Regions from separate parts of the Mus musculus genome. Here region 2 is linked to region 1. Evidence: chromatin loops called from intact Hi-C (ENCODE). Cell type or tissue: left cerebral cortex. All regions are shown on one strand.

Region 1 (2,500 bases):
ATCTCCTGTTTGTGTTCATGCTCCATTGACCCATCAGTCTCTACTTAACACAGCTACTTAGAAATTAAAAGATAAAATGATGAGTAATGCCAAGAGAGTGGAGAAGAGCATTCAAGGAAGCATAGTGGCCTCCTGAGCCTCACCCTGTGCTATGAAACCAGAGTAGTGCGCATGCCCAGAGCACGGCGTGTGCGTGTGTGTGTGTGTGTGTGTGTGTGTGTGTGTGTGCGCGCACACACACACAGAAACCAAGCAGGTGATTCTCTGTTCTCCATTTATGTGTCATTCTATCCACACTGGACTCTGTGGGAAATCTGAAGAATGCACTGTAACATTTTGAGATCATTAACTGTTTGACAGGGGAGTAGAGAGAGATTTAAAGCAAATGTGTCAGAAGTCACACCTGATTAAAGAGCAATCTGGAGCAAAGAAAAAAGTGACTTGAAACTTGCAACATGAGTCCATCGCTAGATAGGATTTGAGCCCAGGTATCTGGGGAGTGGGTCAGTTATGTCAAGGAACACGACTCCCAGACACACATCAGTAGAGACATTTTCCACCTCCCACAACCTGTCGCCACCCTTTCTTTTTAAGAGATGGAGCTGATAGCTCACGATTAAGCTATGATGCTCAAACTTAAAACAACTTGGTGGCATACCAATGATGTGGTCCATGAAAAAAACACCTCATTGTCCTGTCAACATGTGTGTTTAAGGTAAATTGCATATGATAAAAATTCTATTTCACTTTTAAAAACACATCGATCACTTAACCTCGAACCAAATGCACAGCTTCCTACAAAATTTTTCCTGGGGACTAAGGCTCGTCAGGTTGCCTATCAGTTACACTTTCAGTCAGATTCCGTGATCAGTATTTATGCAGGAGCACTTACAAGCAAGGTGCTATTCCAGGTGTAATGACACTTACTTCTTGATGTGCAGGATCCGACTACCAATCTGTAAATGCAAAATTCCTACTGAAATGTAAGTAAGGTTTACTCTAAATTTCTGTGGAAATGCAAGGTAAGAAGAAAACATACAAGGTAAGAATTCAAATGGGTCTTCAAGCATTGAAAATGGTTTCGGATGATAAATTCACAGATCTGAAGGAGAAACTCACAGGTATGAAATAGCAGAGATGCTCTGTTGGAACCAAGGATCCCACCCACTAACAAAGGAATGGGAGAGAACACAGAACTTCAGTGTTCAAACACTGGGGAGATATACCAAGCTTGACCAAAGGGTGTGAGGGGTTTGTGGCACATCCATGGAGCAATGTTTTTTAAGACTATGTCTCCTAGAAACCCCAGTACTGTCATGTGTTTTGCAGCAGCTTTCTCATTTGGTCTACCACTTATCTCTTGACAGTTTCTGGAGTTAAGCCACATCCAAACGTCTACCAAAATTCTGTTCTTTGTCTATTTAAGCTATGGGAATTAAATAACTAGGATTCTTAGAACTGTATTTGGACCACAATTTGGCAATGAGAAAGAGTAAAAGATGGAATTTCTCTAGAACTTTCCTGTTTCACTGACTACAAAGCAAGACTTCATCTAACAGTAAAGTGAACAGGTCTGCATTCCATCATAGATTAGCATCTACATGTCTTCAGGTTGCAAATATAATGTCCATGACTATCATTTCATCCTACCCCAAACCCATTTAAGATGACAGCAAGTCTTTTAAAACAAACTAAGAAACACTGTCTAAGAGAGTGAGCTATCATTTGCCATAAATACATTCAACACATTTTTGGAAAGTGAGAAATGAGAGAAAGAATGCTAATTATCTTGGCAGAACACAGAAAAGGGAAAGCCAAGTGTTTTCAGACAAGTAGAAACATAGATGCTTCTCCCAGAGGAAGAGCTGAGTTGCTCAGTTGTGTAGAAGTGATGACAATTTCAGAAGAAAAGCAGATAAGGCCCGCCGTGGAAAGGGTTTTGTTCAGAGTCCACCCTTAGTAGTTAAAGCCATAAAGTCTCTTCTGTTAATGGTGAGCATCATGGAGTTAGTTCATGTTTATGGAACAGGAACAGAGAAAAGCAGAGATAAAGCAAAGGAAAGCTCCCATATTAGAAAGCCATAACATTCTCAAAGCCCTGCTTTAACTTCCTCCCAGAACTTACATACATACATGCACAGGCACTCACATATACTTTCTGGCAAGAGACTGCACTTCCTTCCAAAATGGTCCAGAAAAGACTTAGAGATAATGAGACATGAGAGGTCTTGCATGCATCATTGATTGGCATATTATTCTCTGAGTGGTGAAGCTTATCAAAGTTCTGATCCATGATCTTAAAGCACTCAAACCTAGAAAGTACCAGATACTACAAAGAATTTTAACATGGTTGAATAAAATTAAAGAGAAAAAAAACAGTGCTAAGGAATGAATTAATTAAAAAACACCCAGGAATTAAAACCAGATTATATAAGACAGAGCAGGAATCCAAAAGCAACCAAGAAAATTCCTGATATCTCTTAAGCTGTATATAGCCACA
Region 2 (2,500 bases), 180 kb after region 1:
AATAAGTGATACTCATCCCAAAGTTTTGCTTCAACTTTTGTTTTCTCCCCTGGAAAGCTTGGCTATCAAATCAAATAGACAAAAGTGTTATAATCAAACCAACATCTGAAAACCCACCAAAAAGGAGGCATTTCATAGAGGCACACGCATCATACCACCTACTGACAGTGACATTACCACATGCTAATGGGATATGAATTCAGTACCTAGGAAGATTAAAAGACACATAAATAAGCAAGCTAAAACACTGTTAATTAAATAGATGGCAACAAACTCTTTATAAGAGCAGGCAACGTTTTTCAATTTAGTTGTCCAATTTAGCTCTTTCAAGGAACACCTGGCCAAAGCCTGGAACATAGGCCTTTCTTTCATTTTGGGCTACCCTCACTTTCTCTGGATAAAATTACACTTTTAAAAGCCAGAACTGCACTGGCCTTTGAACTGAGTCTTAAAGCAGTGGGGAATACCAGATAAAGGACTAGAAAGTAACACAGACAGTCTGGATCCTATTCCTGCCAGAGAAACACTGTAACAATTAGGATGGGCCACTTGACCTGGATTTAAATGGTACCCTCTCCATATTGAAGAGGAATAATTAATATCGACTTAAAAATTATTAAGTTGCTTTATATGCATGAGATTTTATAAGCAGAGCACTATCAGTTTGGCCAGTTAATTATGGGTATATCCACAAAACCAAAAATTATTCAAACTCATAAAAGTTTAACTAAGGGCAAGCATATTAAAAAGTAAAATGAAAGAAATGTTCATATGCTTTCTCCTTTTGTTCTCAAGTAAACTCAAATCGTATTAGAAAACAGGTAAGTCAAAAAGAACTAAAAAAATGGGTGAAGAGCACTATATATTTTAGGACATAAGTAATATAATCTAGAGTATCAAATGTCATTCAATTTAACCTCAACGATGTTTTCAGATGGTTATGACACTCAAAGGCCTACATTTGACACAAATAGTTCCTAGGATGAGCCCTGTTCATACGTAGTTCTAAACATTCTCCTCAATTGGTCCCAGGTACAGTTAGAACAAATAAGAGTTGGGGTGGGAAAAACACCTCTGGATGTGGACATTTTCGTTCTATAAGACCTTTGTCCACACTTACAAATTCGCATATTAAAATAAACATGTGCCAGGAAATGAATGGGCATTCTTGGTATGCTAAGGTTTAATTCTTTCCTAGGATGTGAGGGACATGGCCTGGAAGTACATTTGTAAAACAGGCATTTTTACCCTCTGTAACAGGAAAGGTACTTGCTCATATTTCTCTGGGTGAGCACGCCCCCTTGTGGACACTTCCATACTTACCTTTTCAGAAGTCTATTTCCTGGTACATGTTTCTCTTTCCTGCTTATGTATCTTTAATATCACTCCTTAATAGCTACAATACTGAAGAAGTAACAGTATTATTTAATACTTCAACTAACCTAACTTCTTTCTTTTGTTGTAAATTCCTATATACAAGTTTATCATCAAAAACTGAAGCATGGATTTTGACCCAGCATATATTTAACCATCTTAAAAAAAAAAAAAAAATCAAACTTTTGTTGAGTCTACAAGATAAATAAAATAAAATAAAATGGTTTTTCCTTTGAAATTAGTATCAGAATCAGTTTTAGATTGTTAGTACTAAATTAATGTTTTTATGAACTATAAAAAGGATAAAATCAATACGTTCACCCATTCATGAGCTAACATGAATAATAAATCTCAAAGTGACAGATGTAAAATGTAAATAATCCAACTTGAAAAGTACTTCCTGCTTAATTTACTAAGTAATGGGGGGGGGGGGAGGGAATGTATTTTGATCTCAGTGGAATTAGAACAGTCCTTAAAAGAAGACCAGAATAAAACGTTAGGAGGCAGAAAAATAGCTGTCGCTTTGTTACCAATTATTATTCCATAAATACTGACGCTTGAGGAAAACCAGAATTGAGACTAACAAATTCATAAGTAAAAAAAGAAAAATTAAATAGAAAAACAAAACCTTCTAAGCCCTCTCCACTTTCAGAGTTTCTTTGAGACACACTATCATCCTCAAAGCCCGCCTCTATACGTAATCTGGAACTTCACTCTGGCTCACTTAGTATTTTAACTTCAATAAAGGAATCTTCATTTCTAATCTTGTTGGTTTAGGGTTGAAATGCCTCCTATACCTATATAAACATTTCTTTTCCTAGACTTTGGAAAGTTTCTGCTTTCCAAAAAGTTTTATTGAATCTATTTCTTAAGCATGGACTTCTCCTACATCATGAATCACAGATCATTTTGGTCTTTCATAGTACTCTGTAAGTCTAGCGTACTCTTTGTAGTTGCAGTTCTCTCCTTCCAGCACTTGAGAAACTTGACACAGACCTGCTTGCTGTTCCACACAGCATTACTCTGACAGAAGAATTCATCTCACAGCCAATGAAGTATTACACAAAAACAAGAGGAAGCAGCATGCTGGCTGACAGGGTTATGTTCAACTAACGTTGTTATATCC

Evidence for each region. Peaks named below come from ENCODE experiments on the same cell type or tissue, not always from the same donor. Only the 100,000 strongest peaks of a DNase experiment are listed, where the experiment ranks them.
Region 2: it touches region 1 in a loop (2.3-fold over the local background); 27 of 42 quality-filtered maps call a loop at or near these places.

What each region holds. Positions count from the first base shown.
Region 1 is chr2:139,783,316-139,785,815 of GRCm38, forward strand. No RefSeq gene overlaps it. Among named protein-coding and RNA genes, the nearest start is that of Ism1, 110 kb to the left of the region's middle. In left cerebral cortex, no CTCF peak of the experiment used is centred here; DNase peaks (open chromatin) are centred at 1,405 and 1,799; H3K27ac peaks cover 189 bases.
Region 2 is chr2:139,965,210-139,967,709 of GRCm38, forward strand. The region is part of intron 8 of Tasp1 (taspase, threonine aspartase 1); the gene reads right to left. Among named protein-coding and RNA genes, the nearest start is that of Tasp1, 100 kb to the right of the region's middle. In left cerebral cortex, a CTCF peak has its summit at 1,292 (motif pointing left); a DNase peak (open chromatin) is centred at 1,279.